Linked DNA regions of Homo sapiens: region 2 is linked to region 1. The links are chromatin contacts, found by Hi-C or POLR2A ChIA-PET in ENCODE. All regions are on one chromosome and are shown on one strand. The core of a region is the stretch at or near the end of the contact, and the rest is flanking DNA. Distances in the headings are between cores, read along the strand shown.

Region 1 (7,264 bases), core at 1,475-3,974:
GGGGAAGACAGAGTCAGAGAAAGGCAGCCCCAGTGTGGCCAGGGCTCAGCTGGAAGGAAGGACAAGGGGCTGGGAGAACCCAGAGTTCAAGAGATCTGGGAAACAGGGAACGGCATTCCAGACGGAGGGCACACCTTGGGCATGGGTAAGGAAAGCCCATCGTGTGTTCTAGGAAGCATGGATGGATGAAACGGGGTCCCAGCCGCTATGGACAGCCCCGAGTTTCACCTGTAAAAGGCAGGATTATTTGTTTTTAATTTTAATTTTAATTTTTTTGAGACAGTCTTGCTCTGTCGCCCAGGCTAGAGTGCAGTGGCACGATCTTGGCTCACCGCAAGCTCCGCCTCCCAAGTTCACGCCATTCTCCTGCCTCAGCCTCCCGAGTTGCTGGGACTACAGGTGCCCACCACCACGCCTGGCTAATTTTTTATATTTTTAGTAGAGACAGGGTTTCACCATGTTAGCCAAGATGGTCTCGATCTCCTGACCTCGTGATCCGCCCACCTGGGCCTCCCAAAGTGCTGGGATTACAGGCGTGAGCCCCCGCACCCGGCCAAAGGCAGGATTATTTGTTAAGCGGGTTGCAGTGTTCTACCAGACCCCCCACCCTCAACCCAAGCCCCTGGTCTCACTGGGACTTGGCCACTGCCAGGAGCGTCTGGCCCTTCACGGCTTCAGGCCCAGCACAGCGCGTGTCATTCTGGGAAAACATCTTGTCTTTTTGGGCCTGAAGCCAACGATAGAGGTCGCTCAGGTTCTGGTCACAGATCCAGGGGTTGCCGGAGATGTCGAAGCCATCCCGCATGTCCCAGTTTGGCTGCCCTAGGGATGCCCAGAGCCCCTCGGGCACGCTGGCCAGTGAGTTATTGGAGAGGTCCAGCATGTCCAGCTGCCGCAGGCCCTGGAAGGCACCGGCTGCCACCCTGGCCAGCTTGTTGCCGTTCAGGAAGAGGTAGCGCAGGTCCGGCTGCGGCAAGAGGAGATCTTTTCCCAGTACTTGCAATTTGTTGCCTTCTAGATGTAGCCGTTCTAATTGCAGCGGACCCCTCAGGAGGTCAGGTGGCAAGGTCTCCAACTGGTTCTCCCCAAGGTCAAGGGTGCGCAGGAGGGTGAAGTTGGCCAGCAGCCCGGGGGGCAGTTTCCGGAGGCGGTTCCCAGACAGGTCCAGATGCCCCAGAGCTTTCAGGCCGTGTAGCCACGAGACCTCCAGGACCTCCAGCTGGTTTTCTTTCAATACCAGGGTGTCCAGGGTGGCTGAGGCCTGGAAGAGGCCCGGGGGCAGCCCGGTCAGGGCGTTTCGGGTTAGATCCAGCACCCTCAGCTGCGGCACTGGCCGCAGGAATTCGGGCGAGAGGCTTTCCAGCCCATTGCTGGAGAGGTGCAATTCTTGGAGCTTAGAGGCGCCCTGGAGGAGGTTGGCTGGCAGGTGGGTCAGGTTGAAGAATTCCACGGCCAGGTGCACGGTGTCGGCTGGCAGGTAGCCGGGGATTTCGGCAGGTGGTTGACAGGAGATGGAGCTGCCATGGTCTGAGCGGAACACCTGGCAGTCTTTGGGGCTCAGGGTGACCCCCCAGGCTGAGGCTGCCAACAGCAGCAGCAGGAACAGAGTTCTAGAAACATGGGGTTGAATGCCCCCTGGGCTGCAGGCAGTAACAGAAGATGCTTACTAAACCACAGTGAAAATACACTCAGCTAGGTGAAAATACACCAGCAAATCCGCCCACTTCTTCCCATCTCTGCGGCTACCAGCCTGGACTATGCTACCTCATCTCTCACCTGTACTAGGGCAGTTGCTTCCTCCTCCTCTTCCAGCTTCTACCCTCACCCCCGACAGCTGCCAGAAGTGGCCCCTGTTCCAGGGAGAATTATAATTCTAGGAAAGTTGAGTTTCTGAGTGTAACTCCCGCATAATATGAATACACTTCCCCATCACCAGCCTAGCCCCCATGAGCTGTTAATTATTCACAGTCCAACTTGCTAGTTTCTTCTGATCTGGCTTATTTTCTGGGTCAGTCCTTGTCTCCCTGGCTCTGTGTTTTGATGTGAACTCCTATTCATCCTTCAAAGCCCCAGCTCCAATGCCCTCTTTTCCATGAAGACTTCTCTGCTCTGGGATCCTGGTCTTTTTGTCCACTCTTGACCAATTGGGTGCTTGGAGGAAGACAGACGTTCAGGTTCATGTTTTTGAGACAGAGTCTTGCTCAGTTGCCCAGGCTGGAGGGAACTGGCATGATCACAGCTCACTGCAGCCTCTGAACATGAAAAGTGTGTCCTGCTTTGGCCAGGTCTGAGGGTGGGCATTTGGCCTTGGGAAGCGGTGGTTTACACTTAGCACCACAACCCTTGGAAGCCTGGGGCTTCCCCTCCTCCTCCAGGGCTTCCCTGGCCCGGCAGCCATCAGACATGATCTCGACAGCCTTGGTCACTGTGGCCCCAGGCCTCTAACAAGAAGCCTCCCCCGGCTCCCTGCTGCCCATGCCCACCTGGGCTTCTGTAGGGGTGTGTGTGTGTGTGCACGCGCCAGTCTTTCTGTCACAGATAAGGTTGATCTGTGCCAGCCACCAGGCCTGTATCTGCTCCCTGTGACTTCTATGGGTTAGCTGGAATGTCCTGTATCTCCGCATGGTCTGGCGTTCAAACCTGCCTAGGACAGGTAGTGTGGGGACCTACCTTTTTGGTCGCTGTCTGCTCCAAGAGGACATGGTAGCTCTGCTCTTTTGCTTCTGGGTTGTCCTGGCCTGCGGAGGTGGCCTTATACCTGCCTGGACTGGGGGCAGGGGAACCAACCCTGGGGAAGTCCCCACCCCCGTCCAGTTCCTGATAGGGGCTGAGCCTAAGCCAGGCAGGGGAAGGGGAGGGGTCAGGATTACAAAATTGCTTCCTGGAAATTGTTTCCTGTTCAACCCCTTTTTGACCCTGCTTCTAGAACACAGGTTTTTCTTTCCTTGCTTCCTGATTTTTGGGGGGCATCCAAGAGTCTCTCTAGTTGCATCCTCACTTCCCCCAACCCGGAGTTCAAGGGTCAAGGTTTGCAAGGCACTATTCCTGGAGACAGGGACAGCTCTCTGAGCAAGAGGAGGGATTTACCATAAACTTGAGCAACCCAGAAGCTCACTGAAAAGAACAAAAAAACTCGTCTTGATTTCATGGTATGTTGATATTGCTTTTTTTAAAAGAAGTCATTTTAAAAATACAGTCCAATAGTGAGTAATGCCAAACGTCTCTACGGTCCTTAGACAGTGGCTTGGGAGGAACCAAACCTGGTTCTGAATTCCAGCTCTGTCATGAACACCTTTGCTTTGTGACCTTTGGCAAGTGACTTAACTTTTCTTGGCCTCAGTTTCCCCATCTATGAAGCTGAACTCAAATCTCCAAGGGCTCCTTCTGCCCTTTTTTCTCTTCATCTGAATCTGACATCCATGCTATTGTTTCCATTCTTCCTCATTTCCTATTAAATGCGTTTGGAGGCTACAAATTTCCCTTTGAGAACAGCTTTGGCTGCATCTCATGGACTTGGCTGCAGAGTGCTTGCATTCTTGTTGAGTTCTAAATATTTAGGTATGATGGTGTCACCTTTATCTGCAGCTATGACTATTTTTTTTTTCTTTTTTTTTTTGAGACAGAGTCTTGCACTGTTGCCTAGGCTGGAGTGCAGTGGCGTGATCTCCACTCACTGCAAGCTCCGCCTCCCGGGTTCACGCCATTCTCCCACCTCAGCCTCCCGAGTAGCTGGGACTACAGGCATGCACCAGCGTGCCTGGTTAATTTTTATATTTTTAATAGAGACAGGATTTTGCCATGTGGCCCAGGCTGGTCTTGAACTCCTGAGCTCATGTGATCCACTGGCCTCGGCCTCCTAAACTGCTAAAATTACAGGTGTGAGCCACCATGCCCCGTCATTTTTTTTTTTTTTTGAGACAGCATTTTGCTCTGTTACCCAGCTTGGAGCAGTGTGGTGCAATCATAGCTAACTGTAGCTTTGACCATGGGTCCAAGGCCTCCCAAGTAGCTGGGACTACGGGCACGTGCCACCATGCCTGGCTAATTTTTTTTGAGATGGAGTCTCCCTCTGCCACCCATGCTGGAGTGCAGTGATGCAATTTCGGCTCACTGCAAGCTCCACCTCCTGGGTTCAAACGATTCTCCTGCCTCAGCCTCCCGAGTAGCTGGGAATACAGGCACATGCTACCATGCCTGGCTAATTTAAAAAATTCTTTTGTATGTTACCTAGGCTGGTCTCAAACTCCTGGGCTCAAGGAATCTTCTCAGTCTCTCAAAGTGCTGGGGTTATAGACGTGAGCCACTGCACTCCGTCAGTCTTGTGCCCTGCCCAGTCTCCGGAGCCCAGCCGTTAGTTGGTCTTAATCAACATGGACTGAGAGGAAGGAAGGCTTGTGAAATGTAGTGACACAGTAACAAAACGATCCATTAAAATGAAATGAGATCACATCCCTGCTTAAAACTCTCTGATGGCTTCTTGTCCCACTTAAAACAAAATTCATAAGGCTGGCCAGGCGCAGTGGCTCACGCCTGTAATCCCAGCATTTTGGGAGGCCGAGGCAAGCGGATCACCTGAGTTCAGGAGTTCGAGACCAGCCTGACCAATATGATGAAACCCCGTCTGTACTAAAAATACAAAAATTAGCGGGGCGTGGTGGCGGGTGCCTGTAGTCCCAGCTACTGGAGAGGCTGAGACAGGAGAATTGCTTGCACCCAGGAGGCATAGGTTGCAGTGAGCCGAGATCGCGCCACTATACTCCAGCCTGGGTGACAAAGTGAGACTCTGTCTCAAAAAAAGAAAAAGAAAAAGAAAAAGAAACTGGCTCCTATGCAGATGAAGATGGGGACCCCGAAGTCTCCATGTTTCCACACTCAGCTCCCCAGATTTGTTTTGACCCAGCCTTTTTTTTTTTTTTTTTTTTGAGACAGCGTCTCGCTCTGTCACCCAGGCTGTAGTGCAGTGGTGTGATCTCAGCTCACTGCAACCTCTGACTCTCAGATTCAAGCTATTCTTCTGCCTCAGTCGGCCGAGTAGCTGGAATTACAGGAACCCGCCACCAAGCCTGGCTGATTTTTTGTATTTTTAGTAGAGACGGGGTTTTGCCATGTTGGCCAGGCTAGTCTCGAACTCTTGACCTCAAGTGATCTGCACACCTCGGCCTCCCAAAGTGCCGGGATTACAGGCGTGAGCCACCGCGCCCGGCCTGGCCTTGACTTTTGAGGGTGCCCCCACCCGTGCCACCCCCAGGAGGCAGAGCAGAGCCAGAGTCATGGGGGCCGGTGGTTGTAAACAGAGTTTTATTGATGGGGAGGGGGCTGGGGGAGGCAAACTCCAGAGAGGGCAGAGGACCCAGCCAGCCACGTGGCATGCATGGTCAGCTGGAGGTCAGAGGGGGGAGGTCACAAGGGGACGGGTGGCATGGGACTCTCTCACCACCCTGGGGCCGTATTTACAGAGGGGCCCCACCCACCTTCGCCGCCCCCCAGGCCCCCAAGCCCTTTAGACAGCTGCTGCCGATGTGACTTCCGGGCAGGCCCTCCTCGTGTCTCCTGCCTGAAACCCCGGCATTGTCCCCGCTTCCCTCTGCAGAGTGGGGGGGGTTCAAACTCCTAACCGGCACCTCGGAGACCCCCGGGCCTTCTGGAAGCCCCAGCGTCGGCTCAGCCAACGCCCAGGCCGCTGGGGCCACCACGATCGTCGCTCGTGGACACACACCCTGCACGCGTGGCCCACTTGACACACACGCCCACAGCAGCCTTCGCTGGCACGCACACACACGCCCACCTCCCCGGCCCCTTGCACACGAACACGGCACGCACACGCACGCACACCCACACACGCCAGGGGCCTGGGTTGGGGAGGGACCTTTCCAGGGGTGGGGGAGGGCTTAGGTCTGCAGCTGTGGCCCCCCATTCCCCACCGGCGTCCAAGCCTCCCCTGCCTGCCGCCACCCCGAGAACGGAGTTGTGCAATTGGTTAGAAAACCGCAAAAGAAACCAAAACTGCAAAAAAAACCAAAACCTACGCGCATAAGGTCAACCTCAAATCCATAGCAAAGTCCTCCCGCCCACCCACCCCCAAACCGTCTCAGCGTCCTGCGGCCCCGGGTAGGGGGAGGGCGAGCTGGTTGTGCTTCCTTGTGGCGGAGGGGGCCCCCCACTCCGCGGGTGGGTCGCGGGGGGGACTTGAGCACCCACTCGGAGTTGCCCCGGGCCCCGGCGTTCTGGCACCGTCTCTCGCTCCTGGTTCCCGTGGCTGGCACTGCCAAGGCATCGGGGGGCCCCCGGCCTAGGGCACGGGGGGCGCAGTCCTGTCCGCCCCCCCATAGGGGAGGAGGTGGGCCAAGTCTGTGCCCGGCCGGGCGTGGCAGCCGCGGTGGCGGTCCCCAGGCCGGGCCTCGCCGCTGTTGAACGTGTGGGTGCGGCGCAGGGTGGCGGCCGGAGGGGCGTGGGGGCCCAGTGGCCTCCTCAGGCTGCCCGTCGGGGGCGGGCTCCAGGGCCGCGGGAGGCCATCGGCGGCTGAGGCTGGGTCCAAGGGGCCCGTGGGCGCGGACACCACCCGCCGGCGGTCCGGGCTGGCGTGGGGGGTGAGCGGGAAGTCGCCGTGGGAGGCGCGGCCGGGCCGGGCAGCATAGAGGCGGCCGTCGGGGGTCGGCTCCCCAGGCGCGGGGGGCTGCTCGGGGGCCCGGGCGGGCGCCAGCAGCAGGAGGGAGGATGAAGCGGAGGCCGGGAGCAGGGGGTGGCCGTGGTCCCAGGCGCGGGGGCCCAGGGCGTGGGGGTGCGGGTGCGGAGTGGGCAGGCGCTTCTGCGGCAGCGGCGTCTGCTCGGGCGTGGGCAGCAGCCCCGAGTCCAGGTCGTGGGGCCCGCCCTGCAGCAGCGTGGCCTTGGCCCAGCCGTTCTGCATCAGGGGCGCCAGCAGGGCCTCCGGGGGAACCCCGGCGCCACCGCCACCGCCTCCGCCCCGGCCCCCGGGACCCTGCGCCCTGCGCTCGCCCAGGCGGCTGACGCTCAGCACCGCCTCGCCCGCCCCGTGCGCCAGGATGGCCTCCTTGTCCTTGCGCCGGGCCAGCTCCCGCCGCTCACGGAGGCCCACGAACCAGCCCACGCTGAAGCCGGACACCACGGCTCCCACCACGAAGGCCGCCACCGACGACGTTACCAGCAGGTTCACCGACACCAGCCCCGCGCGGTCCTCGGAGAGGCTGGCCCGCAGGAGTCCTGGCCGGGGAGCACAGGGGGGTTAGTGGGGCCGGCGGGGTGGCCC
Region 2 (7,264 bases), core at 1,950-4,449, 270 kb before region 1:
CTGCCTCAGCCTCCCAAGTAGCTGGGATTACAGGCGCCTGCCACCATGCCCGGCTAATTTTTGTATTTTTAGTAGAGATGGCGTTTCACCATGTTGGCCAGGCTGATCTAGAACTCCTGACCTCAGGTGATTCACCTGACTCGGCCGCCCAAAGTGCTGGGATTACAGGCGTGAGCCACTGTGCCTGGCCCCTAATTTTTCAAATTCTTTTTGCAGAGATGCGGTCTTGCTGTGTTGCCCAGGCTGGTCTCACGCACCTGGCCTCAAGCAGTTCTCCCGCCAAGGCACAGGGATTACAGACATCAGCCACCATGTCTGGCCCCAAGACATTTTTCTAAAAGACATTTTCTTTGAAGCTGTGTCCTCTGATTAGAGTTCTCACACTGTGGTTCTCACATAAACCACTCCCAGAATTCATTGTCTACAACTTCCTCTCTTCTTTTCTTTTTTTTTTGAATGAATCAACAGAGTAAAGGTACTTTGAAAGCAGTCCAACCTTTTTTGATTTACTCCCTCAGTCTTGTGCCTCTACCTGATTTGATAGCAGGTGTTTTATTTGGTTTTAACGTGATTCACCTTCATCAAGACTTTTCAAACCTTCACCCTAACTTTTATAGGAAGGAATATCTCCACACTTGCGTTTTCTTGGTTTATTTTATTTTTATTTTAGAGATGAGGTCTTGCTCTGTCACCCAGGCTGGAGTGCAGTGACGCGATCACAGCTCGCTGCAGCCTCCAACTCCTGGGCTCAAATGATCCTCCCACCTCAGCCTCTCAAGTAGCTGGGACCCACAAGTGTGTAGTGTGTGCCACCACAGCCAGCTAATTTTTAATTTTCTTTTCTTTTTTTTTTTTTAGAGGCGAGTCTGTATGTTGTCTAGGCTGGTCTCAAACTCCTATCCTCAAGCAGTCCTCCCGCCTTGGCCTCCCAATCCTTAGTTTAGTTTAATGATGATGAGTACCACCTGTAGAAACAGGTTTGGGAACTAACCTAGGTAACTTTTTTTTTTTTGAGACGGTCTTGTTCTTTCGCCCAGGCTGGAGTGCAGTGGCACGGTCTCGGCTCACTGCAACCTCCGGCTCCCAGCCTGTAGCAATTGTCCTGCCTTAGCCTCCTGAGTAGCTGGGATTACAGGCGTGTGCTACCACACCTGGCTAGGTTTTGTATTTTCTTTTTATTAATAAAGAGACGGGGTTTCACCATGTTGACCAGGCTGGTCTCGAACTCTTGACCTCAAGTGGTCCACCCGCCTCGGCCTCCCAAAGTGTTGGGATTACAGGTGTGTGCCTCTGTGCCTGGCCATCTGTGCCTTTTGACTTCTTTTCCTCATTTTGACATCAGCCCAGAGCTACGACATTTTTTTTTTTTTTTTTCGAGACGGCGTCTCGCCCTGTCACCCAGGCTGGAGTGCAGTGGCACGATCTCGGCTCACTGCAACCTCTGCCTCCCAGGTTCAAGCGATTCTCCTGCCTCAGTCTCCCGAGTAGCTGGGATTACAGGCGTGTGCCACCAAGCCTGGCTAATTTCTTGTATTTATAGTAGAGACGGGCTTTCACCGTGTTAGCCAGGATGGTCTCTATCTGACCTCGTGATCCACCTGCCTTGGCCTCCCAAAGTGCCGGGATTAGAAGCATGAGCCACTGCGCCCGGCCCAGAGCCACAACTTTAAGGAGGCCTCTCCACCACCTTAGCAGTGGCCGCCCCTCACACCGTCAGCTTGGCACTCAAGGTCTCTGCCCATTCTCCATCCCACCTAGCCTGCCCTGGCACTTCCTGAATCACACTGTGGCTTCTCATCACGCCTTTACCCATGCCATTCCCCTTACCTGGGATGCCCCCTTTGCCAAGCACTCGCTTGGTGAACTCCTACTCGCCCTTCAATACCCAATGCAAGACGCCCTTCCTCTGAGAAGCTCATCCTCACAATTCAAGCTCACGCACCCTGGCTTCTCTCTCACCCAGATGGATGTTATCCTGGGTATTGGTCTCCTTGTCCCTCTCCCTCCCCACACGGTGAGCTCCGTGAGGGCAGAGCACCCATTGGGACTTCCTTAACCCAGTGGTTACCACTTCCTCTATTTAAACATAAAACAGATTGAAGAGGCTAGATGCAGTGGCTCACGCCTGTCATCCCAGCTCTTTGGGACGCTGAGACGGGAGGATCGCTTGAGCCAGGAGTTTGAGACCAGCCTGGGCAACATAGCGAGATCCCGTCTCTACAAAAATTAAAAATGTTAGCCTGCCATGGTGGCGTGCACCTGCAGGAGGCTGAGGCAGGAGAATCGCTTGAGCCCAGGAGTTCGAGGCTGCAGTGAGCTATGATTGCACCACTGCACTCCAGCCTGGGCAATAGAGTGAGACCTTCCCCCCAAAAAAATTTTTTTAATAATATAGATTAAAGGGTCCCTTCTGTTGCAGTTAAGGAGCTGGAGGCCTTTTCTACCTGCCCCTAACTCTTTCTCAAGGCGGCTTCCTCCATTTTCACTCGTTCTCTCAAGTACATTGAGCACCTCCTTGTGCCAGGAACTGTTTGTGGCACCGCAGAGCCAGCAGTGGGGAAGACAGGAGCTCACGGCAGAGTTGGGGAGAGAGTTATAACAGCCAGCAGAGGGCACTGTGAGCGTGGACATGCAGCCTGCATGTGAGCTTGAACCATGATGGGCTTCTCAGAGGAGGGGTGTCTTGTGTTGGGTATTGAAGGGTGAGTAGGAGTTCACCAAGCGAGTGCATGGAAAAGGGGGCATCCCTGGTGAAGGGAATAGCATGGGTAAAGGCGTGGAGATGAGAAGCCATGGTGTGACTCAGGAAGTGCCAGACCAGGCTATGTGGGATGGAGAATGGGCAGAGGCCTTGAGTGCCAAGCCTAGGGCAGTGGGGAGCCATAGAGGAGTTTAGAGCAGAGGAGGAATGTGGTCAGTGCAGCAGTGGAAGAGTGGGCATGGGGCAGTGAGCAGGGGTTGTGGCGAGGGGCCAGACTGGGCCCTGGATCCGGGCCAGACCCCCACATGTGTCCCCATCACCTGCAGGCCCCAAAGCCCAAGAGGAAGGTGGAGGTCTGGGAGCAGAGCGTTGGCAGCCTGGGCAGCCGGCCCCCGCTGTCGAGGCTGGTCGTGGTGAAGAAGGCAAAGGCCGACCCGGACTGCAGCAACGGGCAGCCTCAGGCGGCCCCCACCCCAGGTAAGGTCACAGAGTTCCCAGAGCCGGGCGCGGTTTCTATAGTGGCCTGTAGGTGGCAGCAGCTCCCTTTGCAGTTACAGAGACTTCATGGGGTGGGTGGGGGCGGCCTGCGACCCCCACAGGACCAATTAGTGGAGTGAGCAGAGAAGGCAGGCGGCTTCTTTTTTTCTTTTTTCTTTTTTCTTTTTTTTTTTTTGAGACAGAGTCTTGCTCTGTTGCCCAGGCTGGAGTGCAGTGGTGCCATCTCGGCTCACCGCAACCTCCGCCTCCCTGGTTTGAGCAGTTCTCTGCCTCAGCCTCCCAAGTAGCTGGGACTACAGCACCACGCCCGGCTAAATTTTTGTATTATTAGTAGAGGTGGGATTTCTCCATGTTGGTCAGGCTGGTCTGGAACTCCCGACCTCAGGTGATCCACTCACCTCGGCCTCCCAAAATGCTGGGATTACAGGCATGAGCCACCGCGCCCGGCCTGTTTTTGTCTTTTAGTTGCCTTAGTATGATGTTTCCTAAGGCGATTAAGTCCACAGTGACTGGACTGTGAACTTTGCGCCATTTCCATTCTTGGCAGCGCACGTTGCCTGCCTGGGCAAGGTTTGCATTGGCCATTGTTCAGAAGCGGAGCTGTTGAGTCCCGGGTGTGCAGATGTAAATCTGCAATGGGTCCCATCAGGTGCCATCCAGAAAGGCCAGGCCATTCACATGCTGTCACCTCTGGACCTTGCAAACCTGCAGAGGTGGCCGGCCCCGTGCCTTGTCCCTGGCCTGTCTGCTGTGGAGCTGAGATGAGCTAACTCTCGCTCTCCCACCAGGAGCCCCGCAGAACAGGAAGGAGGCCAACCCTACACCCCTGACGCCTGGCGCGTCCTCCCTGAGCCAACTGGGTGCATACCTGGACAGTGACGACAGCAACGGCAGCAACTGAGCCCTCCCAGGACCCCCTCACGGGGTCAAAGTCACACGTCCAGCTTCAGCCACATTGAGGCCAGCATTGCTGGTGGTCAGGGCAGGAGGCCTTGGCGTGACTGGAGGCCGGACAGACAAGCGCCAGCGTGCTCCAACACATAGGGCCACCAGGGGCCTCAGCCCCAGGAGGTCCCTTCTCTGTGCCCTCACCAGCCTCTCAACACCTCGGGGACCCCTGCTGCTCCTGCCCCCACCTGTCACTGTGCTTAGGGCTGCAACATCCCTGGAGCAGCTTCCAACACTACTTCAGGGTGGCAGTGTTTGGGGCACTGGGCGAGCCTGCCGGCCTCTAGATGGCCTCATCTCTTCCTTCCACAAACTGTCTAGAACCAATAAAAGGAAACCTGCCAACCGCCTGGGCCCCTTCTCTCTCCCAGAGTCTGATGAGGAGGTCCCAGGACCTCCTCTGTTAGCACAATTCGAGGGTCATTCCACAGAGGTTTGTTTGTGTCTTGAGACAGGATCTCACTCTGTTGCCCAGGCTGGAGTGCGGTAGCGTATTCTTGACTCACTGCAGCCTTGAACTTCCGAGCTCAGGTGATCCTCCCACCTCAGCCTCGCGAGTCGCTGAGACCTCAGGTGGATGCCACCATTCCTGGCTAACTTTTTGTATATTTAGTAGAGACTGGGTTTCATCATGTTGCCCAGGCTGATCTTGAACTCATGGGCTCAAGTGATCCTCCTGCCTCAGCCTCACAAAGTGCTGGGGTCACAGGCATAAGCCACTGTAACAGGCATGAGCCCAGATATTTATATTTAGTTGTCGCCTGAGTGTGCATCTGGGCTCTTTTTGTTTTCTCTTCTTTTTTTTTTTCTTTCTTTACCTTTTTTTTTTTTTTTTTTTTTTGGAGACGACGTCTCGCTCTTGTCCCCCAGGCTGGAGTGCGATGGCGCGATCTTGGCTCACTGCAACCTCCGCCTCCCGGGTTCAAGCGATTCTCCTGCCTCAGCCTCCAGAGTAGCTGGGATTACAGGCGCCCGCCACCACGCCTGGCTTAATTTTTGTATTTTTAGTAGAGACAGGGTTTCACCATGTTGGCCAGGCTGGTCTTGAACTCCTGACCTCAGGTGATCTGCCTGCCTCAGCCTCCCAAAGTGCTAAGATTACAGGCCTGAGCCATTGTGCCCTGCCTGTACAATCTTTTTGTTTGTTTGTTTGAGACAGAGTCTCCCTCTGTTGCCCAGGCTAGAGTGCAGTGGTGTGATCTTGGCTCACTGCAACCTCCACCTCCCAGGTTCAAGCAATTCTCTGCCTCAGCCTCCCCAGCAGCTGGGATTACAGGTGCCTGCCACCACGCCCAGCTAATTTTTGTGTTTTTAGTAGAGACGGGTCTCACCATCTTGGCCAGGCTGGTCTTGAACTCCTGACCTCAGGTGATCTGACTGCCTCAGCCTCCCAAAGTGCAGGGATTACAGGCGTGAGACACTGCACCAGCCTGGAATCTTTTAAAGTGAACAATATGAACCTTCTTTGAGTAGGCAGTTCCATTTCTGGCTGTCTGTTCTAAGAGGTATTTGCCCACATTCATAAGGAAACACCCACGAGGAGGTTTGTCGTGACACTGTGTTTAGCAGCAACATTATGGGGAACGAACCCAATGTCCCCAGTAGGTGAAGGCTGAACTCTGGCATAAATAATGGAATTCCAGCCGGGTGTGGTGGCTCAGGCCTGGAATCCCAGCTACTTGGGAGGCTGAGGTGGGAGGATCACTTGAGCCCGGGAGATTGAGGCTGCAGTGAGGTGTAACTGTACCACTGCACTCCAGCCTTGGTGAGAGACCAAGATCCTGCCTGAAAAAGGGGGAGGGGGGTGGGGAGCTAGGCCCAGGACAGGAACTGTGGCATGTTCCTGTAATCCCAGGACTTTGGGGGGCTGAGGCAGGAGGGTTGGTTGAAGACAGGAGGTCGAGTCCAGACTGGGCAACATGGCCAGACCGTTTCTCAATTTGTCTTTTTTTAAAGAAAGGTGGGGCACGGTGGCTCACGCATGTAATCCCAGCACTTTGGGAGGCCACGGCGGGCAGATCACCTGAGGTCAGGAGTTCAAGACCAGCCTGGCCAACATGGTGAGACTCCCACCACCCCCACTAAAAATAAAAAAATTAGTCAGATGTGGTGGCGGGCACCTGTAATCCCAGCTAATTGGTAGGCTGAGGCAGGAGGATCACTTGAACCTGGAAGGTGGAGGTTGCAGTGAGCTGAGATCATGCCACTGCACTCCAGCCTGGGCAACAGAGTGAGATTCCATCTCAAAAAATAATTAATTAAAAAAAAAGATGCTACAATTTGCCTTCAAAGGGGCTGCGCTCTACATACTCAACAAGGATGGGACTCACTGGCTTTATGAGTAGAAAGCTCTGGCTGGGAAGTTCCCCTCCTCGGCGGGGGCAGCAGAAGGAGTTGGCAGAGGGAAGGAAGGAACCTGTGTTTATCAAATGTTCCCTGAGCATTTGGCAGAAACAAAGTTGAACTCCCACTTCCAACACCCGTTCTTATTTTAATTTTAATTTTTTTTTTTTTTGAGACAGCATCTCACTCTATCACCCCCGCTGGAGTGCAGTGGCAGGATCTCGGCTCACTGCAACCTCCGCCTCCCGGGTTCAAGCGATTCTCCTGCCTCAGCCTCCAGAGTAGCTGGGATGACAGGCACGCGCCACCCTGCCTGGCTTAATTTTTGTATTTTTAGTAGAGATGGGGTTTTGCCATGTTGCCAGGCTGGTCTCGAACTCCTGACCTCAAGTGATTCGCCCGCCTCAGCTCCCAAACTGCTGGGATTACAGGCGTGAGCTACCGCACCCGGCCCCCAAAAAACTTTTATGTATTATATATTTTTACAATAACATATAAATAATGTATACCGAAGGTGGTGAAAATAAAGCAGGTGAGTGTGTTCTAAGGAGATGCAGAGGGGATGCCTTGGGAACGTGTTTATTGCCCATCTCTCCCTCTGTTTGTTTTCTGGTGCTGCATAACAAATTATACCAAAACTGAACAACTTAAAAACAACATAGAGCTGGGTGTGGTTTCATTGGGTCTCCCGCTTTAAGGTTTAGCAAGAATGCAATCAAGACAGAGGCCAGGCTGGGCGCAGTGGCTCATGGCTGTAATCCCACCACTTTCACA

Evidence for each region. A loop is a pair of places that touch in the nucleus more often than their neighbours do. ChIA-PET counts read pairs that join two places held with the same protein, here RNA polymerase II (POLR2A). Pooled maps may share reads with other maps.
Region 2: a loop to region 1 is called in a map of Right ventricle myocardium inferior, with 3 times the contacts of the local background. The contact joins the enhancer-like site here to the promoter of LRG1 in region 1. A Hi-C loop is called at or near these places in 2 of 168 maps with a recorded cell type or tissue (Right ventricle myocardium inferior and ovary) and 9 of 50 pooled maps. POLR2A ChIA-PET finds 5 or more read pairs at or near these places in 5 of 52 experiments (A673, H1, K562 and 2 more).

Annotation. Positions count from the first base shown.
Region 1 is chr19:4,537,312-4,544,575 of GRCh38, forward strand. It overlaps LRG1 (leucine rich alpha-2-glycoprotein 1), which reads right to left and starts at 2,725. Exons shown (of 2, transcript NM_052972.3): 1 at 2,671-2,725; 2 at 1-1,640. The coding sequence starts at 2,702. The coding sequence ends at 629. SEMA6B (semaphorin 6B) reads right to left here. Exons shown (of 17, transcript NM_032108.4): 17 at 5,282-7,218. The coding sequence ends at 6,290.
Region 2 is chr19:4,264,597-4,271,860 of GRCh38, forward strand. It overlaps YJU2 (YJU2 splicing factor homolog), which reads left to right. Exons shown (of 8, transcript NM_018074.6): 7 at 3,028-3,178; 8 at 3,988-4,492. The coding sequence ends at 4,100. Among named protein-coding and RNA genes, the nearest start is that of SHD, 11 kb to the right of the region's middle. Within about 2 kb of position 3,200, at least 4 of the 41 ENCODE cell types and tissues checked have a DNase peak (open chromatin) inside an H3K27ac peak, as active enhancers do.